Linked DNA regions of Mus musculus: all the other regions are linked to region 4. Evidence: chromatin loops called from intact Hi-C (ENCODE). Cell type or tissue: left cerebral cortex. All regions are shown on one strand.

Region 1 (8,000 bases), 150 kb after region 4:
ACCAAGATAGGATAGATAACAGAAAATAGGTAGAAAATTATGAATATAAATCCTACATAATAGTTTCCATAATTGTCTCATAATTGTTATAACTGTTTTCAATTTATGTTTGAAAGGAAAAAACCCTCTTACTGGACTAAAAGGGGGAATTGTAGAGAAGATATTGTGTATTGTATGAATGTATCACCTTTCAATTAAAAAGCTTATGGCCTATAGCTTAGGCAGAAAATGGGAGATGGGACACCTGAGAGGCAGAAGGAATTCTGGGATAGAGTCAGATAAGATTGGCCTAGGAAGATATGAGGAGATGGATACATGGTACCTGAGCACAGCTAACCAGCCAGGTGGCAGAATGTATGTTAAAATAATTGGGTTATCCAGGTTATGATCTCGTCAGAGTTGACCCTAGCTATACGGCCAAGGGAATTTTTTTTTTTTTTTTTTGTCTTTTTGAGATGGGGTTTCTCTGTGTAGCCCTGGCTGTCCTGGAACTCACTTTGTAGACCAGGCTGGCCTTGAACTGCCTGCCTCTGCCTCCTGAGTGCTGGGATTAAAGGTTTGCACCACCACCACACCCAGCGGGATTTTGAGTCTGAGTCTTATTTCTGGGAGCACTGGGGCTGGGAAGAATCTTTCCGGAGGAAAGAATGACATATGTCCCACTCTCCTACCTCAGTTATGCAGCACAGTCGTATATTAACCAAATCTGCTTCCTACAAGGATTCCCCTTCCCGCCGGGCAGTGGTGGTGTGTGCCTTTAATCCCAGCACTTAGGAGGCAGAGGCTGGTGGATTTCTGAGTTTGAGGCCAGCCTGGTCTACAAAAGTTCCAGGACAGCCAGGGCTATACAGAGAACCTCTGTCTAGAAAAAAAACAAAAAAAAAGAAAAAGAATTCCCCTTCCCTCAGAAGCCTTTGAAAGAATGACTACCCTTTGCTTAATCTGGCATGGTGCAACTCTCTTTCAAAACCCTGCCTCAATCACACAACAACCCCACACCGCAGTAATGGTCCTATACATTGCAGAGAGAATCTCTCATGTACTGTATGGTAGCATCACCTGTCAATAAAAAAGCTGTTTGGCCAATGAGCTGAGGCAGAAAATAAGAGACGAGAGTTCCATTAGGGAGAGGGAACTCTGAGATAGAATCTAGCAGGGAAGAGATTTGACCCAAACTCTGAGGAGACAGACACATGACACTGAGAAGAGGTAACCAGACATGTGGCACTCATAGAATAGAATAAATGGGTTAATTAAGTTATGAACTAATTGGGAAATATGCCCAAGCATATGGCCTAGGTGTTGTTTATTCAAATATAATTAAGTCTCAGAGTTATTTCCAGAACTGGACAAGAATGGAAAAGCCCATGGTTACAAATAGCATCCAATGTCAGGCACAGAATCCAGGTTTAGACAAAAGATTCGGGTATTAGAAAAAGGTCTCAGGTGCAAAGGTAGGAAACGAGCACTTCCCAGAGCTAGATGCAGTTCCCGAGCCAGGGAGGAAGATGAGTCCCTGTAAGAGAGAGCAGGCAGAGAGGCCTTTCAGCAGCAGATATTGAGGGGGAGCCAGAACTTAAGGCACGCCCCACAGGATTCAGAGGTAGGGCCAATAGGCTCAGATCCAAGCTGGGACCTGCAGCTCAGCCCTCACAAAAGGACAAAGAGTGGCTCAGCCCCAACCAGCAAAGCCAGCCTACTAGACCAAGCCAATGGAATGGAGCTAGCTGCCAAAGACATGCTCTTCCCAAGGTCCTCGGTTCAATTCCCAGCATCCACATGGCAGCTCACAACCATCTATAAAAGAGCTAATGCTGTCTTCTGGCATGCAGATGTACATGCAAAGAGAGTACTCCTATATTTTAAATCAATAAATATTTTTTAAATTGCAGGAACTTATTGTGTAGGGAATGATTCTGTATTTACATCTCTAGACTAATTTCAACAGGAAATTTTAAATGTCTGTTGGTATTCCTTACAAATTAAAAGCAGGTACTCTGATATTCCAATATTTCTTTGCTGCATACAAGTAACTGCTTTTTGTTTGTTAATTGTAAGACATACTAATTCCAAAATCGCAGTGCAATGCAATGAAGTCACATCACAACAGGAATGTGAACTGAGCAGATCTGGATTTCAACAGCCATCCCCTAGGAAAACTAGAAAGGATGTGGGGTACTCAGAAGACATAAAAGAGAGTAAGACACAGGGGTGTTTCCAGATATAACAGAGGGAAAAAACACACACAACAAACAAAACCTGGAAAATGCTTGTGAAATTCATATTCCACAGGTAGAGGCTCTCCAATGTGGGATAAGGTTAAACAAATTACTCCTGGATAGGGCGTGGATTGGAAAGACCTTTATAAGTAAAAGTCTTAGAATATTTTGAACTGGATATCTGGCATAATGGCTCAGCTGATTTGTACTCACATAGGAATGTGTGCTTGAACACACACACACACACACACACACACTTAAAAAGGAATATTTTGAACTGAATTTTTAAAAATTAGTAAGATTGAAAAATTGTAGCACACAGCATAAACTGATCCTAGAGGGGAGCTGATGGCCCGGAGAACTAGGAAGAATAAGCTGACTGTATTTGTACCTTTGCAGAGAAAAAACACAAACAAAAACAAATTGACTACAACAATAAAATAAGAAAAAGGTAAGATTCAAAGAATAAATCAATGAAATTCAAATTTAAAAGCTAGTAATACAGCATACAAACACACACACTCGCACACACTCGCACAACCCACATGCTCTGTTCAGCAGTTAAGGGTCAGAACTATTCTGGACCCGAGTTCCATTCCCAGGCAGAAATCAAAAGAAATTGGGACACAGGCTACGACATAAGGAATAAGGCAGATCTTAATGACAAAATCTTGTCCTTCTTATAAAAGATGAAACAGAATCATCATCGAAGCAAACCATCATGTTGATCATCAACACAAATCCCCAAAATAAAATCCCACATATTCTTTGAATATAAAGTCTTTAAATTAGAAACCAATGTCAAAGCAAGAGTTAAGGATCGACTCAATGTTCAAAAACTAAATATTATACTTTGAAATAACCTTTGAGCTAAGGAAGTATTCACGAAGAACACTGAAATGAGCTTGAGACAAACAAAACAGCAACTTCTGGAAGTAGGCCAGAACGCCTGGGCAATTCCCCCATCTTTGGTGGACAATGGGCTTAAGCTTTGCCCTTAACTAATGGTTTGGTCAGTGAGCAAACATGGCAAAGCCACCATCTGGGAAACTCACAGACAAGGCTTCTAGAAGTCACACAGCACCATTAGGAAGCCAGACACTAGATAGCCAACTATCCTGAGACAACGCTGGTAAAGCACATGGAAAATCCCTAAGAAAGAGCCCTCCTTCCTAGGCACATGGAACCTCCTGCAGCTGCCCTGCCAGCCAACCTAGAGTGCTCTTGGCTATCACCCCAGCACTGCTTTCAATAACCTGCTCCAGCCGCAAGATCACTGTAGAGAAGCCAACCAGCAAAGAATTCCTAACACGGAACCAGAGGTCATAAACTATTTTAAGTTGTCACATTTTCAGGATGGTTCTGATACATGGTTTGAATATGAAAGATCCTCCTCAGATTCAAGAATTAGATACTTGAACAGCATTGAGCCGGGCGGTGGTGAAGCACGCCTTTAATCCCAGCACTTGAGAGGCAGAGGCAGGCGGATTTCTGAGTTCAAGGCCAGCCTGGTCTACAAAGTGAGTTTCAGGACAGCCAGGGCTATACAGAGAAACACTGTCTCAAAAAACAAAACAAAACAAACCCCCCCCCCCCCAAAAAAAAAAAAAAAGAATTAGATGCTTGATTCTAACCTGGTGGCACTATTTTTAGAAGTGATGGAAACTTCAGGAAGTTGCAACCAGTTAGAGGAAATAGATCATTCGGCCATATCCTTGTGCATTATATTCTCTAGCCCTTTCTGAATCTTTCTCTCTGCTTGCTTTCTATAATCAGAAGTTAAAATTCATAAAGGTTGCTAAAATTTCAAGTATCAATTAGGGAAAATAAATAAACAGGATTTGCTGAGCTGGAAATACAACAGCTTCCCTGCAAGGATTCAACTGAGTGTTTAGTAAAAGGACACAAGCTCTCAAAGACCTTCTCACTGAAGAAAGTGAGTGGGACAGACCTAGTTAGACTCCGTGAAACAAGGCAGCTAATGTGGGAGACTTCTGTGTAACCTCTAAATATGTACTTCTTTTTTTCTTTTTTTGGTTTTTTTTTTTTTTTTTTTTTTTGGTTTTTTCAAGACAGGGTTTCTCTGTATAGCCCTGGCTGTCCTGGCACTCACTTTGTAGACCAGGCTGGCCTCGAACTCAGAAATTCGCCTGCCTCTGCCTCCCAAGCGATGGGATTAAAGGCGTGCGCCACCAACGCCCGGCAAATTGTACTTTTTTTTTTTTCCTTAAGATTTCTTTATTATTATATCTAAGTACATTGTAGCTGTCTTCAGACACCTAGAAGAGGGCATCAGATCTCATTATGGATGGTTGTGAGCCACCATGTGGTTGCTGGGATTTGAACTCAGGACCTTCGGAAGAGCAGTCAGTGCTCTTAACCGCTGAGCCATCTCTCCAGCCCCAAATTGTACTTTTTAAAGAATTTACTTGGGCATCGTTTCCTAGAATAAAGGCCACAGTCAGAAAAAAGAAAGCACAGGAAGAAGGAGGAGGCAGAAATGGGGACAGTACAGGACGTAGTCAGTAATAAGGGAATGAACGCTTAATGCGTTCAGACCCTTGGCTGGAGTCCCAACGTGCACGAACACACAGACTAAATGGAACGGAGGCCTCTGAGTATTCGGCTGACATAAGTGAAAGAAGATAGCCAATTGCAAACTTAGGTATTTGCTAGAGAAAGAGAATATCAACTGAGAAACTTGCAAGAGCCAGAAGGCAGAATGAAGATACATGAAGCACGGACCTGGACTAGGCTTCTAACAAAGAACTGGCATAGGTGCCTAATGGGAGTAAATCAGTGTGCACAGGGCACGCCTCGCCGCCCCCCGCCCCCCCACCCCACCCCCGCACCTTGCCTTCTACAAGTGCCTACCACGGATGTACCTGCAGCCTCTTCACTACGCACTGGATGTGTATGGAGGGCGGGGTTAACAGGTACTAAGAATCAACTTAATCATGATTTCAAACAGCTCCGTAAGGGGCAAAGCATCATGGTGGAAATGACTGTGGCCAAAGATATTTTAAACATGGGAGAAATATTAATGATCTGTAGCAATAAGGAAAACTATGATTTACTAAATGTTGCTAAATTACTACTAATAGGATTTAAAGTTTAATTCTCTCTGTAAATTTAGGCAGGTCTTACTGATGGTCAGACTATGAATACAAATAAAATAACAACAGATAGTAAACTGGGGAATAAATAACTCACCACATATTCATTCATGATGTTTGTAAGTTGCTTGGTTTTGGTTTTGCCCCTGGAAACACGCAGAGGATACTGGGATACACTCGAAAGAAGGAGAATCGTATAATCATGAGAGTGAGAGGATATTCATGGCTTGGTCCTAGATTCTCCACTCAAAACACTGTGCAATTAGCTGAAGAAGAAGAAAAAAAATGTAAGAAAACAGTCCCTGGGGGCTGGAGAGAGAGCTCAATGATAAAGAGCACTGGCTGCTCTTCCAAAGGACCCAGGTTCAATTCCCAACACCCATAAGGTAGCTCACAACTATTTGTAACTCTAGTTCATGAAGATCTGGCACCCTCACACAGACACATATGCAGGCAAAACACCAATGCACTTAAAAATAAAATAAATAAATTTAAAAAAATAAAGGAACAAAGTAGACCCATCTACAAAGCAGTCCAACAAAGACACATTGACAATGAACCATATTCACATATTCACGGTCATTACTCATGACTCAGTTAATGAATACATTCATCTATAATTAATAAGCAATTGGGTAACAATTAACATTCCCTCTTAAAGATAGTAATTAAAACTAGAGTCAGACTGGCAAGATGGCTCAGCTGTTAAGAATACTGACTGCTCTTCCAAAGGTCCTGAGTTCAAATTCCAGCAACCACATGGTTGCTTACAACCACTCGTAATGAAATCTGACACCCTCTTCTGATCGTCTGAAGTCAGCTACAGTGTACTTATTTATAATAATAAAGAAATCTTTAGGCAGGAGCCAGCAGGGCTGACCAGAGCGAGAGGGGTTGACCAGAGTGAGCAGAGGTCCTAAAAATTCAATTCCCAACAACCACATGAAGGCTCACAACTATCTGTACAGCTACATAAAATAGTAAATAAAATAAATAAATCTTTTTTAAAAAAACAGAGTCATTATATTTTCCCACCATTAACACTAAAATTTAATATTCTATTAATCCATCCAAAGGGCTCGATATGGGCACTTCCTCTACATTACTGCTTCTTTTATACAATTCATTTTCATGGGAAATATGCAGATTTAAAGATTTTGGGTTTTGCCCATGCTTATACAGGAAAAAAATTTAAGTAATGCACATTTCCGACCTGGGCCGGTCCACCCCTCCTTAGGCAACCTGGTGGTTCCCCACTCCTGAGAAGTCACCATATTGATGCCGAACTTAGTGCGGACACCTGATCGGCATAGCGCACTACAGCCCAGAACTCCTGGACTCAAGCGATCCTCCTGTCTCAGCCTCCCGAGTAGCTGGGACTACAGGCGTGCGCCACCGCGCCCGGCTAATACACACTTCATATAGGGCACCGTTACAGTAATGTTTTCAAATGGGGCATCTCCATGTATCCAAACCCTTGTTTAGTTCCCAAGAATAAGATGGGGGTTGCCATTTGATTCATTTGACCAAGAGGAACTAGGCAAATGTGAAGACAACCTAAAATTGAAAAGAGTTGAAAAGAGTTGGGTTTTTTTTTGTTTTGTTTTGTTTTTCGAAACAGGGTTTCTCTGTATAGCCCTGGCTGTCCTGGAACTCATTTTGTAGACCAGGCTGGCCTCGAACTCAGAAATCCGCCTGCCTCTGCCTCCTGAGAGCTGGGATTAAAGACGTGCGCCACCACACCCGGCTGAAAAGAGTTTCTTGACTGGCATTTACTTACCGGACACAGCTATGTTGTAACGAACCTTGGTGCTAGCTTGATGGAAATAGAGCCTTGAGAAGACTCAGCAGGAGCCACTGGATGTGGGACTGAACACCCAGAACTTAGCAGCCTCAAAGCACTGATGACATCAACTTCATCTGACACTGAAGGCAGGAAAATACAGTCATTTCCCAGCTGAGACCAGTCCAGATACTGATCTACAGGAATGTGAGAAAACAAAACTTGATCTTTAAAGCACTATTTTTGTTGACTTGCTGTACAAGAAAGGCTGATGCCTTTAGTTTTGGTTTTATGTTTTGAGGCAAAGTTTCTCTATGTAGCCCTCACTATCCTGGAACTCACTCTGTAGACCATGCGATCCTGGAACTTAAGAGCTCTGCCTGACCCTACTTCCTGAGTCCTGGGATTAAAAATGTGTGCCACCACTGCCTGGCAAGGATGATACATTTAATGATTTAGAATTGTATTATTTTAACATATTGGGGAATGGGAAATGGTATCCAAGCATGACAAATACAATAAGAAGTATTCTGTAACTAGATGCGCACAGTTTGAAAGCCACGGGAGAGATAGCTGAAGTCATATAGGTTTGCACATACAGGTTTAGAGAACAAGTTTGGTGCAATCTGATTTCTTCATTTTACAACAGGGATAGACTCCTATTATTTTCATCCCTGCCTTATGAATTTTGTTTGACAGAATGCTAGCATTAAGTAAGACATGTATGTCCATTTCATACCTTTAAGGTTACACATGTACAGAATGTATTGATGACAACCAGAGGATACTCAGGACAAGGTGTTTGGAAAGTGTTTAAAACTTGGGCACCTTCATCTTTGGGAAAGCATTTGCAGATCACACTCAGATGCTGGGCTTCAACAC
Region 2 (8,000 bases), 960 kb before region 4:
CATTTAATGCAGGAAGGAAGAAATGCATGAACCCCTCCTTCCACCATAACTAGTAAAAAGCAACAGCTAGCTACAGGAACCAGGAACAGCTGTTTGATAAATTTTGTTTGGTTAGGTTTTTTGTTTGTTTGTTTTTGTTTGTTTGTTTTTGTTTTTGCTGTTTGGTTTTTGGTTTTTGTTTTTGTTTTTTTTGTGGCACACCAGTATTCTCATACTTGATTGCACAAGCATCTTCTATCTTGCTTCATCACAAGTCCCGGGAAACTTCATCAGATGTTGATCTTCAGGAACTATGAAGGCCCAGCTGGGCCAGGTCCTGGCTAGAAGAGGCAGACTTGCTTTCCCTCAAAAGGAAGAAAAGCAGCTTTCATCCCTTACCTGAAGGTTCACTTTCAGCCAATGGCAGTCGTAGCTTTGGCTATGCTGCGTAGGCTCCAGGGATCTGATGAAGCAGTTGTAACAGCTGAATTTAGTCCCAGAAAAACTAAATTCAAGTCTCTGAACACCATCTCTTTCTTCTCTTTGCTTTGCTAATCACATTTGGCTTTAGCTTTTCTTTTTGGCTCCTCCATCCCTTTTAGTATTTTGAAAACACCCAGCATCCTTTCAGTTTCCTTACCTGGAAACTGATTGATAATTTCCCTTTGTTACTATTTCTAGTCCTCTCATTTAGTATTAAATTATGATGCTGCATTTTATGACCCCTAAGTGACAGAACTGAATTGTCAATGCAGTATTTTTCAAAGTAATGCCACATATCCCCAGGATCTCAGGGATCTATGAGTTAATAAAGGAGAGGAGTGTTGCTGAGCCTTTTAGCTTCTGGTGCTTCTCTGAGTGACAGTCATATTTAAAATATCTGTGCTTGGCATGCACAAGGCTCACATTTCTCTTTTAGGGTTGTTCTATTTTCTGAACATTCAAGCAGTTCTTCCACAGAGCAGAGCTCAGTCCCAGGTCCTATGAAAGATATCTGCAAAGTTTTCCCAGTTAGCTTCTCCAGGGAAACACATGAGCTGGTAATGGTTTGAGAGTAATGAATTGAAAGCATATGAACCTAAATATCTTGAAATTGTATTAAGTATTAGACTCTAGAATTACCAATACTGTACTAATTTACCAAGAGTTATTCCAAGTAGGACCTATTTCAAGAACACTGCATACATATAATGTGTGTAGCCTTAAAAGGGTTCATTGAGGCTGTGTATTTGAGGGAGAGGGGAGAGGGGAGAGGGGAGAGGGGAGAGGGGAGAGGGGAGAGGGGAGAGAGGAGAGTGGAGAGGGGAGGAGAGGGGAGGAGAGGGGAGGAGAGGGGAGGAGAGGGGAGGAGAGGGGAGGAGAGGGGAGGAGAGGGGAGGAGAGGGGAGGAGAGGGGAGGAGAGGGGAGGAGAGGGGAGGAGAGGGGAGGAGAGGGGAGGAGAGGGGAGAGGGGAGGAGAGGGGAGAGAGGAGGAGAGGGGAGGAGAGGGGAGGAGAGGGGAGAGGGGAGAGGGGAGGAGAGGGGAGAGGGGAGATGGAGATAAGCAAAATAAATTCTTATTGGGCTTCAGGATTTTCCTTCCCCAGAGACCTTCTCCTCCACAACCATGGAATCAACTGGGTAGCCTCAGTTAAACCTTGTGGTGCCTCCCCTTTTCCTCTGTACTTCTGGAGATTGAATCTAAGACCCTGTGCATGCTAGGCGAGTGCTCTACCAATGGGCTACAATGCTATTCAGGAGTATTCTCCTTTCTTGACCATTACTTTAATTTGCCTGCATTATACCCACAATGCATCCAACTTTCTTTTTTTCTCTAGTTGAATTCCAGGCTATGGATTCTCTTCTCATTTGTCCAATCATGGTTAAAGAATTTCCCAATATTTCCTGATTTACTTATACAGGATTCTTCAGGACCAAGGCACCTTGCTATCTTCAAAGTAGACAAAGAGTGGAGTTAGATGCAGTGTATTCGGCCTTATGTTGTGTCTTTGATCCATTTGGAGGTTTTTATGCAGAGTGATAAATGTGGACCTATTTGGAGACATCCACAAGCAGCAGTCCACTTTGATCAGCACAGTTTGTTAAAGATGCTACCTTTTATCCACGTGTGTTTCCAGGTCATTCATAAACACACACACACACACACACACACACACACACACACACACACACACATATCACATATGGAGATGTATGAACTTACGTCTAAGGCTTCAGTTTGACTCAATTTATTCACCTGTCTGTTTGTATGCCAATATTATTCTGTTTTTATTACTATAGCTCTGTAGCATCATTTGAGATTGGGGGTAGTGATGCCTTCAGTAGTTCTTTCATTATCCAGGATTGTTTTAGCCATCCTTTTTGGTTTAGTTTCTGTTCATTTGTTTCCAAATCTGTAAAACTTTTGTACCACGTGGAAGATGGCAATCCGCCACCATGGTCCCCATCCAGTCATTAGCATGGCTTCTCACCAGTGGAGGAGCTTTGGCATAAAGCTGTGTGCATTAGTGCACACCATATGCAACAGCAAACGGTTATGCTGACACTAAATAATTAAATTGAGAAGGATGTTTCTTTTATCAGAAGGTAAGAAAAGATACATCAAAACTGAAGAAATCCCTCTCCCTGAGATAATTTTATGAACAATCTTAACATTTCATTTAATCTAAACAAATTTTAATACATCTGTGAAAGTAATACAATTTTTTGGCAGATGAGAAATCTTTCCCTGTCATGGTGTTTGTATATAATCAGATATAACCCAGGCCAACACAGGTAGGCTCCTATACCTCACTTCAGCATCGTGGAAATTCCTCCGATACTTGAAAGAGCAGAGCCTTAGATGAACCTAACTGATGCCTTTATTAAAGAACTTATTTTTCATGATGTTATTTCAAATTATTCTTTTGTTTGGCACCTCGGGTGGGGTTGGATGCTGTATGTTCAAGACAATGCACATTCAGATTTTTCTTTCTTGTGTGTATCAATAAAGCAAGTTGATTTTTTTAAAAAGACACGGAAGGAGATCTATATGATCATTTTAAGCAGTTGTAAGGCTGCAGAAAGTTCTAATTCCTGTGAAAGGCAATTCCTACCACCAGGTGGCAGCAGAGCTAAAACTCTGGCCAGTTGGTGTGACCTGTCTTGCATAGCCAGCTTGAACAAAGGCAACAATTCACACAGACCCCCATGAACCAGAAGTAGAAAATCCCACAATGGACAGGAGCTAATGAGACTGTCTCAGCCTTGCTTCCTGCTAACCTCAGCAGGGACAGTCTGGGACATGCACACTCAGCAGAACAATAGTCAAGAGGTAGCAGGTGATCCATAGAACCATAACCCCCTGTGAAGACCAGGTTGTATCAGTAGCACTAGAGTATCCCCTTGGGTGTCTTGGGTCTAGAGCAACTGCTGAATGTCATGGAGGTTATTCCCCGGCCCTAGGGTGCCCAGGTTGGAAGACCAGGCTTGGAGCGTCATCAGAATGCCTCCTGGAGGACAAGAGTTTCTACAGCTGCTCTGCTCTGGCTCTGGTATATTGTCAGGATGGTCATATCGCTTGCCTGATTCTTTCGCAGCGCCTCAAAGGGGCCTGGCACGATGCTGTGCGATTGTAGAGTCATTTCAGCACACTCACAGGCTCACATTTACCACCAGGCAACTCTCTGACTTGCTCTTACTGTTTCCAAACTACTTCTCTTCTCCCTCAGAGAGCTTGTCAAAATCTTGATGCTATCAGAGGCTGCATCCTTAGGGACACCACACAGTTCACCTGCTGTTGTAGTTCATGCCTCTAGTCTTAGCATTCAGGAGATGGGGGCAGAAGGATTGCCATTAGTTTAAGGTCAGCCTGAGTCACATAGTGAATACCAAATCATCAGGACTATATAGAAAGATGTTTCAAAAGCCAAACATTAAAGAACACTGTACCATGGTTAAGAGGTGACCACTTCTGCTACTAAGCAGGAAGTGGTTTGGTCTGAGCCCCCATTTCCCTAACTGTAAAATTATTTGCATTGTGCCCAAAGTAACCCCTTGGATGGAGTCTCTATCTTCAACACTTCCTACAAAATCAGGGCTTAGATTATCGTAAAGGGTCTCCCCTATATCATCCAAGCCTTTGTCAAGGTAAAGGAAGGGCAGGTTGTCTCAGGAAGATGGACTCTGAGGCCACCCTGCAGGCATCCCTGCAGCTTGTAGGTTTACTGTGATGATGGCTTATGTCTCAGGAGTTGGGAACTGGAATGAAATGGCCAGCTTAGTAGGTGCTGTTCCTAGAGACAGCTTCTTTCTATGGATGCTGGCATCTGGGAGGACCGCAGGCTCTCCCCACAATTATTCTAACAGCTACAACAATTACACAATAATATAAGCCATGATGAGCCCTATCTTCTCATAGCTGACAGTAGTGTCTGCCTAGAGCTGCCACATGCCAATGTCCATATCAGCACACTGCCCAATTCACAATAAATGTAATGTTTCAGGGTTTGGGGAAATCTTGCTGTGGGCACCCAGCCTGCACTGGTAGCACCAATTCTATGAGGGACCCTGTCTTTTCCTAAGCTGCCAGAGGCCAGTCATGTCTCCTTTGCACAGTTCCCCTCTCTATCTATTATTAGTTGGCAATCTCCATCTCCCATCCCCACCCCTGCTTTCTCTTCACTCTAAACTCTTACTAGCACTGCCAGCCCACTGTTCTGTTGGCCAGCCTGAGTCCCAGAATTCTGACCATATCACACTTAGGGAGGAATGCTTTTAGCTATGGGGACAGGGAACCTCCTTTCTACTTTCTACTATCTTTCTTGGGTACCATAGACTTGTTCCTACCCCAAAAGTGTATTCTTTCTCCTAGTTGGTGAAAGTCAAATGCAAGGGCACCAGTGTTGCTGAGTTTATTTCCAAGGAACCCGATTGTTCGCAATACCCAGACCATCGCAAAGAGCTGCAGGAAGCTCACCAAGTGATGCTCACACGTTCTGGCTGCTTGTTGGCCTCCTGCATGAGCTCCGTGAATTGGAGAGTTAAGTTTTATCCTTGAGTAACACAGCATCTTAAGTAAAGTTATGAGTCACAGATGAAGCCTAAGGGCGAGCACAAGTCTTGTACAGCTTCAAACCAGACAGAACCATAGCATAGAGAAGGAAAAGTAGGCACAATGTCCCACCTCTTATCAAGAAGCTATTTGCAATGAACACCTTCTGGGAAAGGGAAAAAGAAGTTTCCTTCAATGGGATGCCACAGGTTTATCCATCACACTTCACGGAAGACACCATGCAATGCCCGGGAGTAGTTGGGGTGATTTTTGTTGGTTTGTTTGTTTTTGTGTGTTTGTATTTTTTTGTACTTTCATCTCTTTTATTTGCCTTGGTTCTCTTTTCTCTTTTAGAGAGAAAGAATGCTGAGAACATGTAGTTAGGTGGGTAGAGAGGTGGGGAAGATCTGGAAAGAATATGATCAAAATATATTGGATGAAAAATTTTAAACTAAAATACTTTTATTAGTTATCTGATAATATTCGCTGTATTTTGAACATTACTTTCCTTTCCCTATCTCCTTCCAGATATGTCTACTTCCATACCCACTAGATTATGTGTTCTTATTTTTAAAAATCACATAGAGACCAACTAGTGCTGCTGCTCATATTCTCTTAGGTATGTGGTCAACTCCATCTTTAAAGGCTCAGGGATCATCAGGGATGAAGGAACTGCAAGAGTGTAAGAACCAGAGTTGGGAGATGGTTATGAGGAAGCCGGGCTTTCCAGATACAACTGGGCAGTGCGCATATGAACTCAGCAGCTGTGCCAGGCCTCACAATGTCTGCACAAGGTCAAGTCTGACAAGATCATGGCACAGAGGCGGGAGGTGAGCCTGAGCTCCCAGCCCGAGCTGAGGAGATACTGGGTCACTGATAGTTGTTGGGAGGAGAGTGAATTTTCCTTAATAGAAAAGTTTGCAGCCGCAAATGCATCCTATACCATTAACAAATGACCTTTGTGAGTGCCAGAGTTACCTCTTTGGCTTTTCATTTTCTCTTAAGGTTTCAGTATAATAATTTTTGATGGATCAGTTCTTTGGTCCCTAAAAGAGAAGCTACTTGGATTTTTTTTTTTTGATATTGTATTTAGTGTGGGGGATTTCACCTAGACCCTTTCTCATGCTAAGTGCAAAGTTTATCACGGAATTATATCTCCCTAATTGTTCAATTTTTGAAGTATTTAGAGGAAGTTTTGTGTAGAATTTTAGAACTATTTGGCCTATTAACAGAATTGGAAGTTCTTGCTAAGTTCAAGTTCCAGGGAATGGAACGGGGCGTAACTGGTTTTATGCTTTAGGGGTTAAGAGCTGAATGCTATCAATAAAATAATGTAACTGTTTATAGCTTTATGTGAAGGCTTCTCTGTTAAATGCCATGAGCAATATGGAAATAACCCTGCTGAAGAGCCCATCCTCTAACCGCGCTGGAGCAGCTGGGCAGACATTCCGCACACTGCTGATACAAAGCAAACCATCCTGAAAGGCAGGTGTAGACAATCCTCTTTGGGAACTCACAGCTGCCTCACAGTAAGTATCTGGGTAGGTAGAGAAGCAGAGGTGATTGTTAGCCCAGGTGTGAAAGGAGGGAAGGCTTAGTCCGACTCTGCTGGAAACACAAGAGAAATCAATGGTCAGCAGATGATGAATTCCTGCCAGGGACACAGAGAGCCCAATGCTTGTGAAGGGACCCTCCCCTACCCCCGACTTCCAGTGCGAACTTAACTGTACTGTTAGGATACTGAGTGCTACAGAGCTATCCGACCAGTAGAAGAGTGAGCAATGTTGGTTTCTGAAAGTATTCTTATGGAGATGGCCACATGAACAATGGATATTCGAAGTCCTAAGTGACATTTCTATGTTATATTAACAAATATGTTTAAGTTTCAAAGAATGAGTTCATGGCTGGGAAGATGGCTCAGTGGTTAAGAGCACATATCTTCCAGAGGACCTGAGTTTGATTCCCAGCACCCACATCAGGTGGCTCACAACGGCCTCTAGCCCCAGCTGGAGTGGAACCCAACACTTCTAACCCCTGTGGGGACTTTCATTTGTGAGCGTGTACCATATATATACTTAAAATCATAAAAATAAATCTTTTAAAAGAAATTTATTTATTTTATTCATATGAGTACATTGCAGCTGTCTTTAGACACATCAGAAGAGGGCATTCTAGCCCATTACAGATGGTTGTGAGATGCCATGTGGTTGCTGGGAATTGAACTCAGGACCTCTGGAAGAGCAGCCAGTGCTCTTAACTGCTGAGCCATCACTTGAGACCTAAAAGTAAGTCTTTAAAAAAATTATTCCAAAAATAAAAAGGCTCTCTTGAGGAAGTTATTTGGCGTACACACTGTCAGAAAGCTTGTGTGGTCGGCTTAGCAGGATGCCAGCTCCTACAACCAGCCTGTGAGCCCCATGTGTTTTCTGTGACACGTTTGTCTTGGCTCTGGTGTTTCTCTGGCTCAGAAGCCTGTGAAACTGACTCATCATTCTGCAGCCAATATGAGTGTTTCAAAAAAAAAATACAGGGGGAGTAAAGTTTGCAAACCAATTTTGTATTTTGAAGCCCAATCAGGACTGCAGGAGCAGTTCTCAGATCCACAGGCTGGCGTTCCAGTCTGATGAGTATCCATTACTCCATTGAAATGTCAATGAGAGGATTTCACTCAGCATTTAAAACCTTACCCAGACTCTATATTAATGGAGTAATGTTTATGATATAATGGACTTATTTCTCCTCACCATCTTTATTGCTTGCTTCTTTCTTTTTCATACACACACACACACACATATATGTATATATATATTCTTTTTAAAATATTTATTTATTTTATGTATATGGGTACACTGTCGCTATCTTCAGACACACCAGAAGAGGGCATCTGATCTCATTACAGATGGTTGTGAGTCACCATGTGGTTGCTGGGAATTGAACTCAGGGCCTCTGGAAGAGCATTCAGTGCTCTTAACAGCTGAGCCATCTCTCC
Region 3 (8,000 bases), 510 kb before region 4:
ATCAACCCAGTTTCCTTTCCTCTCTTAACTCTTTCCTAAAACATATAAATATCTAAAGCAATAATTATACTGCACTGTTGGATGCATAATACATAGAAACATAATTTATATGATACAAAAGGGAGAGGAACTCATACAGAAGCAAACTCCCTGTATTTTATTGGAATTTAGTAAACAGAGATCTGAAACAGACTGAGCTATATTATAAGCTATATTACATTCTTTAAGAAACAGAACTCAGGAGGCAGAGGCAGGGGGATTTCTGAGTTCAAGGCCAGCCTGGTCTACAGAGTAAGTTCCAGGAAAGCCAGGGCTACACAGAGAAACCCTGTCTCAAAAAAACAAAACAAAAACAAACAAACAAAAAAACAAAAGAAAACACTAAATTTCTTTTAGACAGAATTTAAAAATCAACAGGGGCATTAAGAGAGAGTTGACACACACAAACTCCCTCACTTCGTATGCCTCGCTGATTACATGACCAGTACTTCCCAAACACCTGCATTAGTGGAACTACAGAGAAGGCTGAGACCCCTGGCAGGGGTGAGACCTGACCCTGCACAGATACAAAACCACTTCTATTTAAATATTTTTTGGTTTTCCTTGAAATTAGTATCCTTATGGTCCATGAATTGCTTTTATTTTCAACCATGTATTTCACGTGTGACTATGTTGCTATATATAAAAAGTCATGTGAGTTTCTGTTTGTGTGTTTGTTTTGCTAGGTCTCCATCAAAATTAGCAAATGTACCTGGTTAAGAAAATGTACCTGTTGGTCTTATTGCTCTGTAAGGTCACCAGATAATGAATGCCCTTTTGAGAAAGACATCTAAGCCAATAGCTTTACAGTGTTTTAGAACTTACTGGAAGAAAAATATCAGATCCATTTCATGATCAGCACACCTAAATAAACATTTCTTCTCAATTTCTTTCTGGTTTGGTTTTTAATGCTTCTTAAGGAAATTAAAGCCCAATGATGCCAGGTATAGAACTGCACATCCTGGTACCCCAACTCCAAAGACTGTGGATAAAGCATCGTAAATGTAAGGACACTCTGGGCAACCTAGGAAGACTCTGTCTCAAAACAAACCAGTGTGGTGACTGACGAGGAAGCTGTTGGTATAATGCTTACCAAGCACACACAGTGCCCCAGGTTGATCTCCAGCACTAAACACATGGGGACAGTGGCATGCATTGTGGCCTCAGCATCTGAAAGGTGCAAGCAAGTTAAAAAGTTCAAAGTCATCACATTCAGTGAAGTAGCAAGTAAGGCCAGCCTGGGCTACATGAAATTCTGTCTCAAAATCAAACAAAGCCATTAATGAGTCATGGATTGAAGTTACAAAACTCTGCCCTATATAATACGATAAATGGCTTCAGTAAAATCAACAATGTTTCTGTTGTGTGAAGGAGATGTGGTTAAAGGTTTGCTAAAACACTTCCTGTAAGAGCAGAGCTGCTACAAATCACACTGAAAACAGCAAATCGTGCCGGATCTTTAGCAACTCTCTTCTTTGCTTAGTATAAACTAAACCCAAACCAAGTGTTCTCTCCTGAGCATGTGACAGTCATCTGTGTGGCAGTGTCTCTGAGTCACTACTTAATATAAACTAAACCAAACCAAGAGTTCTCCTGAGTATGCGGCAGTCATCTGCGTGGCGGTGTCCCTGAGTTTCTGCAAGTAGCTGAGACAGTATGGCCTGGTCCCCAGGACTATGGACATCCCTGGCTTCAGTCTAATAATTAACACATTTGTTCAGCATACAAAAGAGGAGATATAGCAAAAGTATTAACTTCATCTGATCTGAGGCATAACAATGATCTCAATGTACCCCAGGGCACAAAAAGAACCATGGTGCAGTAGGTCAAGATCTGCCATCTCGCAGGAGTGGCACAGTCTAAAGCGAGACAGTTGTGATCATCCAGTGGCTATTAGGATACAGAAGCACTTACTGACAGGGAATTAGAATTTCCTAGTAATATCATGCTGCAAGGAGGGAAAGGTTAAAGCCTGGTGCCAGTCAGCGAGGAACCTCTTTTCTGCTTTTCCCATGAAGGAACTGGGGGTGGGGGGAGGGGGCAAGCCTGGCTTGTTGTGCTTCTAGAAACCAAGCTTTTGATCCTAAATACTCCATTAACAAAACTGCAATTTCTGCTTCTTACCAACCTTTAACACAATACCCATCACAAATACACAAGGCCTCCAAGCCAATCCTCAGCCTCCACTGCAAGTGTGGCAACATCAGAAGCCAGGCAGCATCCCATGATTCTCTTAACTCAATGATTTCCCAAAACCAGCCCCGAGAGACTGAAAATCCCAGGACCATCATGCAGGAAGGCCCTGACCAAATCAGAGATAATGTTGACATTTTACATATGATATAAATAATTAAAAAAATCACAGCATCTATAAAATAATTCCCATGTATTCTTTGTAAGTTTTTAATTCAGGTGTTCTTCATGTATAAAGGACTGATCATCTATTCATCTATATTAGTATTGTCTGAACTTATAATAAATTCAGATTTACTTTGAGAACTTTCCAGTTTGAATCAACATGTTGCGAAAGTTATTAGGGTCAGAGCATAGACCCTGGCAAGCAAAACAAGCCAGGCTCAGCCACTGCCCTCAAAAGGTCAATTACACAGACAACAGTACAAAACAGAGAGAGGAGATTAATCCAATGTGGCCACATTGGAAGGAGGAATCAATAAAGAGGTGCAACGAACGCCGCCCCACCCAATCCTCTGCTGGTCTGGCCATGATGTTCACTCTTTGAGTATGCCTCTATTTACTCATTTGGTTGGTTATTCTGTTAGTTACTGGGGAAGGAATCACATGTTACCAAACATGTAGGAAATCACAAGTCAAGTTGCTGGAGTCGGTTTTCTTCTCCCATTTGGGTTCCAGGATCCAAGTCAAGTCCTCAGCCTGGTGAGAGGAACCTTTACCTACTGAGCCATCCTGCCAGCCCCAAGGTTTACATTTCATTGCAGGCAAGTGATGTATGTAAATAAGCAGTCCCACTCCCTGGGTGGTCATTGTCCATTCTGTTCCCACTCCAGTTACTCCTGCAAGGTAGTCTGGAAAGGTATCAGAATTGTGTGAAATCTCTCCTTGGGAGACAAATTCCTCCCCTGGGTGGCACCAGCCTTCAGCTTTTTCCATCTCTTGGCATGGGATTTTTGAAAAAGGTCCTTAGGACCACTGCTTCAATAATCTGATAACTGAAGGAAAAGGCACCTTGTCTCTCTCCTTAGCCTGTCTTCCTTCCTGCTTGGATGACTATAGACTATGAACCAAATGATAGGAGGTACCAGGGATACAGTATCTTACACCAAAATCTTGTCCTCTAGAGACAAAGTCTATTAGAACAAAAAGAAATATGCTCCGAAGAAGAATTAATAAAACGTGGGGATTAATGCTAAGTGCCAAGGACTTAAGAATCACAGAAGAAAAAGACTAGGGTGTTGGGAGCAGCCAGGGAAAATATTCAGTACTCAATGATGATGACAACGTTCTACTGATTCCTCCTGACAACACACTGTGTAGTATTTAACTGTATATCATCCTACTTTGTTCTCACTACAAAACGGCTTTATTAGTCCCAACTCTTGGGGCCTTTCAGCTTTTTAGTCATTTGCCAAATTCGTAAGTAATTGAACCCAGATTACAATTTGAGGGCCAGGGATCTCAGACCCTGGACTACAATATTCTAGCCTGAAGAAACACATGACACATTCCAGCCTAGAAAACAGCAAGCCTCATTTTCACAGAAGGCTGTGTACATTATAGCACAACTCTAGCAAAATAGAAGGCACAGAAGCAAGGGCACTTTCACAGAGCAACTGACATCATCTCACTATATCTCGACAATAGCCTATGGGTAGGCTTCATGAGCTCCACTTCCAGGTGAGATATCTGGACTTCACAAGAGTTCAGGAACAGAGGTCATAGTTAGAAAGGAGGAAACTATAGAGATCAGTCCTGAATCCCTCACCGACAACAGCGATGAAATGCTATCCTCCAGCCGAGCACTGTGGGAGACGGAGAGGAACCACACTGGGGAAAAGCAGAAAACAAGGGGAAACAGTGGCTCATTCAGTGGCCTGGACTTTAGAGTTAGCCAAAGTCCCAGCTTTTGTCCACAACAGATCAGCAGGAAGTACTGTTGGCCAGAGACAGAGATCATTATAGTATCCAGGAAAAAAATCTAACAGATGGGTGAGCTGTATAAAAAGGCATCTGAGGGAAACCAATATGATCAGGAAACAAGTTTGAAAGTCATTCTAGGGGAATAGTCAGTGTGACCAGTCAACTGGGGACAAAAGGTCACTGGGATCAGAAGCAGGTGATAAAAATTGTACAAAGCGGGATTGGGGAAATATCTGAATGGCTACGAAGGCTTGCGGCTTAAGCATGAGGTTCACTCCAGGTGCAGTTGTGCCTGTAACCCAGCATTATAATGTGGAAGAAAGAGAAGGATACATTGGGGCTTTGTCACTGCCAGCCTACCTCTGGACTCAGTGAGAGACCCTTGTTCAAAGCCATAAGGTAGAGGGTGATAGAGCAGGGCACCCAACACCCTCCTTTGGCTTCTACATACAGCTGTGCACACACATACATAGAGCACACACATGCAGTGCACACAAATATATACCAAAGAAATATCCAGTAATACCTACTAATTGGATGGTTAAAAAAGAGAGACAAGGATAATTTTATGGGTACATGATAGCTACAAACAGAAATATATAAAAAGAATAAATTTATGAATGTGAAATCAAGGAATGGTGGAACATCTTGATGTTTAACGCAAAGCTGAACGGGGCAGCTCATAGGAGAGGGCCTGTGTAGTGCTAGCAGAAGCCCACCTCTATGAGAACCACAGCTAGTTAACTCTACCCCTGTGGGAAGCAGGTCTCCATCACACTTCTCACAGACACTCAGTGACTTCCCCATCACTGTGGGGGCTGAATGACCCTTCTACATGGGTTCCCTACCAGATATCCTGCATATTAGATATCATGCTACAATTCAGAACAGTAGCCAAGTTACAGTTATGAAGTAGTAGAAATAAAATAATTTTATGGCTCACCACAACATGAGGAACTGTATTAGAGGGTCACACAGCATTAGGAAGATTGAGAACCACTGAACTAAGTTCTTAATAACTATTTACCAGCCAGATGGCTATGAAGGTCTAGAAGCCTTGGAGGCTGAGACTTATGGATTGTGAGATCAAGACCAGCCTGGCTTTGTACTGAGATCCCATCTCAACCAAAACAAACAAACAAACAAACAAACAAACAAACCACTTTCAAATTTGTGACACAATTATATTTTCATTGGCCTGCTCTCATGCATATCATGATTCTGTGGCATTTTTTATTTGCAAGCTCTCTATAATAAAGTTTTCATTAAATATATATATAAAGACTTTGTGCGAGATGGTGATAAACCAATGCCTACTCTCCTATAATTCTACAGGAACCACACAGTCTTACTAAAGAAACAGTGGTTGAGGAGGGCTGAAGAGGTGGCTACAGGTCCTTTGCCCCAGTCACAGAAAACAGTCAGGAACGTTTGTATACAACCCAGGCTTGAGCCAATAAACTAATTTTGTATCTATCCATAGTAATTCACTCAGGGATGACCACCTCAAGCAAAAAGAGTTAGGACCAGAATTTTATTGGGATTATTAGAAACCCAGACTTGCTCTTTTCTGCTGGGAATTCTAGCTCGAAGGGTGTTATAAGTCCAAGCTGCCATGAGCCACAGTGAACACAAAACTAACATCGACAGAAAAAGAGTCTCAACAAAGATAGACTGACTTCTAAAGACACTAATCCAGAGACACTGGAGCTGCCTTGTCTGTGTAGTCTTCAGTTTCTGGACCAATATTATCCCCTTGTGCTTATGCCAAGTTGATAGTGGTTGAACCAGATTACACATTCTCAATGGAAAAACTTCCGGCTAATCAATTGTCTAAGCAGCCCTCATTTTAAGGATAAATTCAGTAAAGAGACAGACCCTCTATTTTCACTTACCAGCTGGTTTTGTATCCTGTAAACCTAAGACAAGAACCTTACAAGAAATTTTTACTTGAGAATCTGTAACTGCAACTCTGGCTACAAGTTCACCCTTTTCTAAGGTGAGATAACAAAGGCAAACCAGGAAGACGAGTAGACAGCAAAGGCTGCAGCAGAGATGATCTGCACTCCCACTGGCTCACCTCCAACACTGTGAGGCTTGATTTAGGCTTTAGCACTGAACTTGCCACTTTCTAAACTGCTGATGCAAGGAAAACTGCACGTTTTCGACGTGAAGAGATAACAGAAAGCATGCCTGCTCAGCAGACTTTTCTGCAAACAACAGTGGGGGGGGGGGGGGCAGGTTCGCTGCCTCATACCACAGCTGAAAGACTCTAAAGCCTCATACTCTACTCCACTGCAACTTGGGTTGTATCACAGGAGCAAAAGCCACAACTGCTGCCACAAACATGGTATGGATGGAGAGAAGAGGATGGTGATGAAGAAGCCCATGTAAGGGGTGCACATTTGCAAGACCAACCCCTGAACTGATTGAATGTCTTTTTTAATTTGATGCTTATATTTAATGTAGAGTACAAGTTGAGATACTTTTATTAACATGGAATTTCTGTCTTCCCAGCTTCAGGGTGAGTCCTTTTAGGCACTGGGCCTTAGCTTCCTAGGCATACAATAGATCTGACCAAAAAATAGATAAAGATATCTGGTAGAAGCCGGAGAGTTGGTGTAGGCCCATGAGCGCAGCACTGGGGAGGTAGGACTTTGAGAGTTTGAAGCCAACCTTGCCTACATAGTGACACCCTGTCTCACAAAATACACAAAAGGGGTGAGGGAGAAAAGATTTTTATGAGAAGAAAAACAAATCCAGTGAAACCATCAAAACATACAAAGATATCAGTTCTCCCACGCTAGCCAAGTATGACCATGCTAGCTTCCAAGATCAGAGGAAAGAGGGTGCACCAAGGTAAGTGTTTGGATGTGAGAAAAGATGCCTTACCAGTGGATAAGGCCTCCTCCCGAACATCTCCCTCACCAGGCTGATGAATATTCCAAGATGTCTTGGGAAGTAAAGCAATTTCTTCAGATGACGTTAACCTCACCATGTCCATGTGATTGCTCTGGAATTGGTACCGAGGGATGAAGCAGATTTTGCCTTGTTTGAAAATGTCCTTGATGATTACTTCCGTCTCAACTTCATCTTGCATGCTTAGAAAGATGGAAATTCTTTTGGAATTCTGATACTGATTGTGGGCAATCACCTAAGTGGGAAATGATGGCAGTTTTAATTTTTAAGACTGTATTCTTCATAAACTAGTAACTTCTCTTACCAATTCCTCCCTTTTGTCTCGGCCTTTTTCAAGGAGTGATGCGGTGAGCTGACACTGCACCCTGATACCTGGTTTTTATTTCAAGACTCAAGATTTGCATACTTGACTCCTTCATCTCTCCACTATGCCTATGCTTGACCCTATGGAAATTCCTTAAGAAGTCATGGAATGAAAAGCTGTCTATCTTCAGATCCCAGATAAGAACCCAGTTTCTATTTCCTGACAGTACACCTCAGGGACTCACTCGAGGATTTGGGGGTTATTTTTTTCTATGAAATTGGGATCTCACAAAATTTCCAGTCCTTGGATCATTGGACATTTCTCCCATTGATTTTCCCCATTTAAGTCCCACTGAGACCTAACCTTACTGGGCTCTGCAGAACCTTTGCTACATCTGTAGGGACGCACATCAACACTTCAGTCTATATGGTGAGTCCCGGGTCAGTCACTGCCTATGTATCCTAAAGGACGGATTCTCCCACAGAGAACACACTGGTAACGGTTTCTTAGCTCAACCAGTGTCATTCCATTCAATTAGGTGCTCACAGAGTTCATTAAAATGGGGGCAAAGGGCTCCTGGTGCAAGAATCCACATTGAGTGGAATCGCTCATCAGACAGTGG
Region 4 (8,000 bases):
GAGGTGGGCTTCTGCTAGCACTACACAGGCCCTCTCCTATGAGCTGCCCCGTTCAGCTTTGCATTAAACATCAAGATGTTCCACCATTCCTTGATTTCACATTCATAAATTTATTCTTTTTATATATTTCTGTTTGTAGCTAGCATGTACCCATAAAATTATCCTTGTCTCTCTTTTTTAACCATCCAATTATTAGGTATTACTGGATATTTCTTTGGTATATATTTGTGTGCAGTGCATGTGTGTGCTCTATGTATGTGTGTGCACAGCTGTATGTAGAAGCCAAAGGAGGGTGTTGGGTGCCCTGCTCTATCACCCTCTACCTTATGGCTTTGAACAAGGGTCTCACACTGAGTCCAGAGCTAGGCTGGCAGTGACAAAGCCCCAATGTATCCTTCTCTTTCTTCCACATTATGATGCTGGGTTACAGGCACAACTGCACCTGGAGTGAACCTCATGCTTAAGCCGCAAGCCTTCGTAGCCATTCAGATATTTCCCCAATCCCGCTTTGTACAATTTTTATCACCTGCTTCTGATCCCAGTGACCTTTTGTCCCCAGTTGACTGGTCACACTGACTATTCCCCTAGAATGACTTTCAAACTGTTTCCTGATCATATTGGTTTCCCTCAGATGCCTTTTTATACAGCTCACCCATCTGTTAGATTTTTTTCCTGGATACTATAATGATCTCTGTCTCTGGCCAACAGTACTTCCTGCTGATCTGTTGTGGACAAAAGCTGGACTTTGGCTAACTCTAAAGTCCAGGCCACTGAATGAGCCACTGTTTCCCCTTGCTTTCTGCTTCTCGCCAGTGTGGCTCCTCTCCTTCTCCCAAAGTGCTCAGCTGGAGGATAGCATTTCGTCACTGTTGTTGGTGAGGGATTCAGGACTGATCTCTATAGTTTCCTCCTTTCTAACTATGACCTCTGTTCCTGAACTCTTGTGAATTCCAGATATCTCACCTGGAGGTGGAGCTTATGAAGCCTACCCCTAGACTATTGTCGAGATACAGTGAGATGATGTCAGTTGCTCTGTGAAAGTGCCCTTGCTTCTGTGCCTTCTATTTTGCTAGAGTTGTGTTATAATGTACACAGCCTTCTGTGAAAATGAGGCTTGCTGTTTTCTAGGCTGGAATGTGTCATGTGTTTCTTCAGGCTAGAATATTGTAGTCCAGGCTCTGAGATCCCTGGCCCTCAAATTGTAAGCTGGGTTCAATTACTTACGAATTTGGAAAATGACTAAAAAGCTGAAAGGCCCCAAGAGTTGGGACTAATAAAGCCGTTTTGTAGTGAGAACAAAGTAGGATGATATACAGTTAAATACTACACAGTGTGTTGTCAGGAGGAATCAGTAGAACGTTGTCATCATCATTGAGTACTGAATATTTTCCCTGGCTGCTCCCAACACCCTAGTCTTTTTCTCTGTGATTCTTAAGTCCTTGGCACTTAGCATTAATCCCCACGTTTTATTAATTCTTCTTCGGAGCATATTTCTTTTTGTTCTAATAGACTTTGTCTCTATAGGGCAAGATTTTTGTCTAAGATACTGTATCCCTGGTACCTCCTATCATTTGGTTCATAGTCTGTATAGTCATCCAAGCAGGAAGGAAGACAGGCTAAGGAGAGAGACAAGGTGCCTTTTCCTTCAGTTATCAGATTATTGAAGCAATGGTCCTAAGGAACTTTTTCAAAAATCCCATGCCAAGAGATGGAAAAAGCTGAAGGCTGGTGCCTCCCAGGAGAGGAATTTGTCTCCCAAGGAGAGATTTCACACAATTCTGATACCTTTCCAGACTACCTTGCAGGAGAAACTGGAGTGGGAACAGTGATGGACAATGACCACCCAGGGAGTGGGACTGCTTATTTACATACAAAGCTTGCCTGCTATTGAAATGCAAACCTTGGAGCTGGCAGGATGGCTCAGTAGGTAAAGGTTCCTCCTCACCAGGCTGAGGACTTGACTTGGATCCTGGAACCCAAATGGGAGGAGAAAACCGACTCCAGCAACTTGACTTGAGATTTCCTACATGTTTAGTAACATGTGATTCCTTCCCCAGTAACTAACAGAATAACCAACCAAATGAGTAAATAGAGGCATACTCAAAGAGTGAACATCATGGCCAGACCAGCAGAGGATTGGGTGGGGCGGCGTTCGTTGCACCTCTTTATTGATTCCTCCTTCCAGTATGGCCACAGTGGATTAATCTCCTCTCTCTGTTTTGTACTGTTGTCTGTGTAATTGACCTTTTGAGGGCAGTGGCTGAGCCTGGCTTGTTTTGCTTGCCAGGGTCTATGCTCTGACCCTAATAACTTTCGCAACATGTTGATTCAAACTGGAAAGTTCTCAAAGTAAATCTGAATTTATTATAAGTTCAGACAATACTAATATAGATGAATAGATGATCAGTCCTTTATACATGAAGAACACCTGAATTAAAAACTTACAAAGAATACATGGGGATTATTTTATAGATGCTGTGATTTTTTTTTATTATTTATATCATATGTAAAATGTCAACATTATCTCTGATTTGGTCAGGGCCTTCCTGCATGATGGTCCTGGGATTTTCAGTCTCTCGGGGCTGGTTTTGGGAAAGTCATTGAGTTAAGAGAATCATGGGATGCTGCCTGGCTGCTGATGTTGCCACACTTGCAGTGGAGGCTGAGGATTGGCTTGGAGGCCTTGTGTATTTGTGATGGGTATTGTGTTAAAGGTTGGTAAGAAGCAGAATTTGCAGTTTTGTTAATGGAGTATTTAGGATCAAAAGCTTGGTTTCTAGAAGCACAACAAGCCAGGCTTGCCCCCTCCCCCCATCCCCAGTTCCTTCATGGGAAAAGCAGAAAAGAGGTTCCTCGCCAACTGGCACCAGGCTTTAACCTTTCCCTCCTTGCAGCATGATATTACTAGGAAATTCTAATTCCCTGTCAGTAAGTGCTTCTGTATCCTAATAGCCACTGGATGATCACAACTGTCTCGCTTTAGACTGTGCCACTCCTGCGAGATGGCAGATCTTGACCTACTGCACCATGGTTCTTTCTGTGCCCTGGGGTACATTGAGATCATTGTTATGCCTCAGATCAGATGAAGTTAATACTTTTGCTATATCTCCTCTTTTGTATGCTGAACAAATGTGTTAATTATTAGACTGAAGCCAGGGATGTCCATAGTCCTGGGGACCAGGCCATACTGTCTCAGCTACTTGCAGAAACTCAGGGACACCGCCACGCAGATGACTGCCGCATACTCAGGAGAACTCTTGGTTTTGGTTTAGTTTATATTAAGCAGTGACTCAGGGACACTGCCACACAGATGACTGTCACATGCTCAGGAGAGAACACTTGGTTTTGGTTTAGTTTATACTAAGCAAAGAAGAGAGTTGCTAAAGATCCGGCACGATTTGCTGTTTTCAGTGTGATTTGTAGCAGCACTGCTCTTACAGGAAGTGTTTTAGCAAACCTTTAACCACATCTCCTTCACACAACAGAAACATTGTTGATTTTACTGAAGTTTTGACATGGCTTGTTTTAGCTAAAAGTAAATCAAGGCTGTTGTCATTGTCATATGTGCACATTTATCTATTTTGATGGCTCTTGGAGTAGCTTCCTTCTTTGGATTATAGAGAAAATTCCCTCCATGTAGGAATTGCAGAAAGCAGAACAATTTCTTACCATCTTTATACAGTCTCTCCCTTATTCCGATGAGTTAGCTGTAGCCCAGAGAGGTCAAGTGACTTTTTGGAGGACACACAGGCAGTTAACGAGAGGGGGAGGCCATCCAGTTCTCTAGTTTTCCACTCTAGTGCCATCCCCAGCCCCTTTGTCTTGAGGTCTCGTAGCCCAGGCTGGCCTAGAGCTCACTGTGTAGCCGAGGATGACTTTGGTGGCTACTCTCCAGACACGTGGTGGTATCTGCCACCTTGCCCAGTTTATGCACTGCTGGAGATGGAACTGGAGCTTACCATACTCAAAAAGGAGACAAAGGTATGTATGAGGTAGATAAGGCACAGCCTGAAAGCTACCGTTTCACAGAAAGTATACAAACCGAGAACAGAGCACAGTCAACAGACCACTGTGGTATTATTGAGTGAAGTGGGCAATGAGCTATGAGATGCAGTGGAAAGTGAAATGTATCTTGTGATTACCTGTCCCATTATTTCGGGCTAAGCAGTGAAGTTCACTTGGTGAAATTTAGAATTATCAGAGTATAGTGGCTCAGCTAGCCCGGACCATTTACCAAAACTCTGGCATGAAGCCATTTATCGTATTATATAGGGCAGAGTTTTGTAACTTCAATCCATGACTCATTAATGGCTTTGTTTGATTTTGAGACAGAATTTCATGTAGCCCAGGCTGGCCTTACTTGCTACTTCACTGAATGTGATGACTTTGAACTTTTTAACTTGCTTGCACCTTTCAGATGCTGAGGCCACAATGCATGCCACTGTCCCCATGTGTTTAGTGCTGGAGATCAACCTGGGGCACTGTGTGTGCTTGGTAAGCATTATACCAACAGCTTCCTCATCAGTCACCACACTGGTTTGTTTTGAGACAGAGTCTTCCTAGGTTGCCCAGAGTGTCCTTACATTTACGATGCTTTATCCCCAGTCTTTGGAGTTGGGGTACCAGGATGTGCAGTTCTATACCTGGCATCAGTGGGCTTTAATTTCCTTAAGAAGTATTAAAAACCAAACCAGAAAGAAATTGGGAGGAAATGTTTATTTAGGTGTGCTGATCATGAAATGGATCTGATATTTTTCTTCCAGTAAGTTCTAAAACACTGTAAAGCTATTGGCTTAGATGTCTTTCTCAAAAGGGCATTCATTATCTGGTGACCTTACAAAGCAATAAGACCAACAGGTACATTTTCTTAACCAGGTACATTTGCTAATTTTGATGGAGACCTAGCAAAACAAACACACAAACAGAAACTCACATGACTTTTTATATACAGCAACACAGTCACCGTGAAATACATGGTTGAAAATAAAAGCAATTCATGGACCATAAGGATACTAATTTCAAGGAAAACCAAAAAATATTTAAATAGAAGTGATTTTGTATCTGTGCAGGGTCAGGTCTCACCCCTGCCAGGGGTCTCAGCCTTCTCTGCAGTTCCACTAATGCAGGTGTTTGGGAACTACTGGTCGTGTAAACATCGAGGCATACAAAGTGAGGGAGTTTGTGTGTGTCAACTCTCTTAATGCCCCTGTTGATTTTTAAATTCTGTCTAAAAGAAATTTAGTGTTTTCTTTTGGAGTTGTTTGTTTGTTTGTTTGTTTGTTTTTGTTTTGTTTTGTTTTTTTGAGACAGGGTTTCTCTGTGTAGCCCTGGCTGTCCTGGAACTCACTCTATAGACCAGGCTGGCCTTGAACTCAGAAATCCGCCTGCCTGCCTCTTCCTCCCGAGTGCTGTTTCTTAAAGAATGTAATATAGCTTATAATATAGCTCAGTCTGTTTCAGATCTGTGTTTACTAAATTCCAATAAAATACAGGGGGTTTGCTTCTGTATGAGTCCCTCTCCCTTTTGTATCATATAAATTATGTTTCTATATACTATGCATCCAGCAGTGCAGTATAATTATTGCTTTAGATATTTATATGTTTTAGGAAAGAGTTAAGAGAGGAAAGGAAACTGGGTTGATGGGACATGCCTGCAACTGCCTGTTTTTCTAGCATTCTGGAAACTACGGCAGGAGTATCCTCGTGAGTTTGTGGCCAGCCTGAGTTACATAGTGAGACTGTATGTCTCCTCTGAAACAACACACACACACAAATTCTTTCTTTGAATACATAGATGAAGAAATAGAAAGGCTAAGGTGGACAGATTTAGAAGGATTTCATGTTTATATTTTCTAACTTTTAGATACTTTTCAGTTTCTTTTTTTTATTTTCATTTTATTTACTTTAGTGGGTTGTTTTGTTTTTAAGGTGGAGTCTCTTATACTCCATGCTGGCCTGGAATTACCAAGTAGCTAAAGATGGCCTTGACCTTGTGAACTCCTGATTCTTTATTTCTGACCCTAGCAAGTACTTTGATTTTAGGTATCTACAACTATTCCTTGTTTATGCTATACTGGGGATCGAACTCAGGTCTTCAAGGCATGCTAGGCAAGCCCTTGTCTAACTGGATCCCAGCTCAATACTTTTTTTTTAAAAAAGGCTATTAGTTGTTATAATAAAGTACTAACCATATATGATATTTATTGAATGACCTCTCTGGTAGACTCACAGTTAGGTTTTATTCCTAAAATAGTATAATAGGCAAGTAACCTAGTCCAGTGATGTGAACTCTAAAGAGTTTTGAGACATCTGTGCTTCGTTCAGTAGATTTATTTTCTTAACTTCCTGCAGTGGTCAGTGTGCTGACAGGCTAAGGATGCAGAGGGCCAGGGGTCCAGTGAGGAGGTGGGATGGGGAGTATCGGTGTTAACAAGGGTGATTGGTTGAGGAGGAAAAGGCTGCTCAAGGACTGGCTGGGTGAAATATTTAGGTTCTAAACACTCAGAGCTAGGGCCAGGGAGCTACGAAAAACTTCTCCTGTGGACAGAGATGTGGAAGGGCACAGAGGGAATTCCAGTATTTCTTTCCCTCCCCAGAGACCTTCGTTTCCCTTTCCATTCCTCTCTCCTACTATCTGCCTTCCCCTTGTCTCCCCCAACTTTTTCCTTCATCTTCTTATTGTCTACCCTTTTCCTACTCTGTTTTTTGTTTTTTGGTTTTTTGGTTTTTCAAGACAGGGTTTCTCTGTATAGCCCTGGCTGTCCTGGAACTCACTCTGTAGACCAGGCTGGCCTCGAACTCAGAAATCCGCCTGCCTCTGCCTCCCGAGTGCTGGGATTAAAGGCGTGTGCCACCATGCCCTTCCTACTCTGTTTTAATCATGCAAGCAGTCAATATTGTTTAGCTTGCTATTACACTGTAACATCTTTCTGATTCCTTATTCCTTTATTTTCATTCCTCCCTGTATATTAGTACAAATATAAAAATAGTTAATATTTTAATATAAATGTTTTGGACTCATTGTTATCTGTTTTATCTTAATGGTATTAAATGCTTCATTGGTCCAAGCAATATTTAAAGTTATTAAATGTTATTAAACATCCTAACCATTTTCTTATCTGTTGCCCTCGGGAAGCAGTTCCCAACCTGTGGGTCACGACTTCTTTGGGGATTAAATGACTCTTTCACAGGGGCCACCTAAGACCACTGCAAAACACAGATGTTTACATTATAATTCATAACAGTAGCAAAATTACAGTTATGAAGTTACAACAAAAAATAATTTTATGACTATGGGTCATCACAACATGAGCAAATGTATTAAAGGGTCACAACATTAAGAAGGTTGAACACAAATACTTTAGAACTTTTGGAATTTATTAAAACTTTCTTTGTAGGTTAATATATTTGATTATTACAGTTTTGTTGGTAATGACATTTTATTCTAACAGGAACAGAAATCTTGTGAAATCCAGTTTGAAAGAGGAGGGGGCATATTTATTACCTATTTTTATGCATGAGAGTATAGGCTACCATTTTATTGGCATTTCTTTTCTACTTGTGAAATGGCTTCTGCAGATCTTGCCATCACATCTGAGGTAAGCAAGAAGGGAAATGATGGCAGTGGTTGAATGTTAGCTGTCCGCACTGCAAGTAACTTCTGGAAACTCTTACCTCTCATTGGCTTTAATGGTAACAAAACTTATATATAAGGGAAATCTGGAATTTTCCTTTTCTTATTTATATCTATGCAGATTCTAGGGTGGTGCTGGGCCAGTGTAGGGTGGGTCAGTTCCTGTTAGAGTTCTGTAGACTTGCAAAATACTCTGGGGTTTTTTTTTTTTGTTGTTGTTTTTTGCTTTGTTTGTTGCTTGTTGTCTAAGGGACAAAGCAAGCTCTGTTGCTGTATATTCAGCTGAATTTCCTTCCTGGGCTTGTAAGTGACGTCACCTAATCGGGCAGCAGCCACAGGAGGAAGAAGACAAAGCTCTGTTCTGGCT

The links. Hi-C counts contacts between places; a loop is a spot of excess contacts. Peaks named below come from ENCODE experiments on the same cell type or tissue, not always from the same donor. Only the 100,000 strongest peaks of a DNase experiment are listed, where the experiment ranks them.
Region 1: a loop joins it to region 4, with 3.0 times the contacts of the local background. A loop is called at or near these places in 8 of 42 quality-filtered maps.
Region 2: it touches region 4 in a loop (5-fold over the local background); 2 of 42 quality-filtered maps call a loop at or near these places.
Region 3: it touches region 4 in a loop (10-fold over the local background); 21 of 42 quality-filtered maps call a loop at or near these places.

Annotation. Positions count from the first base shown.
Region 1 is chr9:88,551,977-88,559,976 of GRCm38, reverse strand. It overlaps Zfp949 (zinc finger protein 949), which reads right to left. Exons shown (of 6, transcript NM_001142943.1): 2 at 7,116-7,261; 3 at 5,433-5,601. The coding sequence starts at 5,447. Among named protein-coding and RNA genes, the nearest start is that of Zfp949, 8.0 kb to the right of the region's middle. In left cerebral cortex, no CTCF peak of the experiment used is centred here; a DNase peak (open chromatin) is centred at 3,376.
Region 2 is chr9:89,669,526-89,677,525 of GRCm38, reverse strand. No RefSeq gene overlaps it. Among named protein-coding and RNA genes, the nearest start is that of Tmed3, 32 kb to the left of the region's middle. In left cerebral cortex, CTCF peaks have their summits at 3,080 (motif pointing right) and 7,613; DNase peaks (open chromatin) are centred at 3,087 and 7,449.
Region 3 is chr9:89,214,518-89,222,517 of GRCm38, reverse strand. It overlaps Mthfs (5, 10-methenyltetrahydrofolate synthetase), which reads right to left. Exons shown (of 3, transcript NM_026829.2): 2 at 7,048-7,309. Among named protein-coding and RNA genes, the nearest start is that of Mthfs, 7.3 kb to the right of the region's middle. In left cerebral cortex, no CTCF peak of the experiment used is centred here; no DNase peak of the experiment used is centred here.
Region 4 is chr9:88,705,335-88,713,334 of GRCm38, reverse strand. All of the region lies in intron 2 of Mthfsl (5, 10-methenyltetrahydrofolate synthetase-like), which reads left to right. Among named protein-coding and RNA genes, the nearest start is that of Mthfsl, 10 kb to the left of the region's middle. In left cerebral cortex, no CTCF peak of the experiment used is centred here; DNase peaks (open chromatin) are centred at 3,284 and 3,878.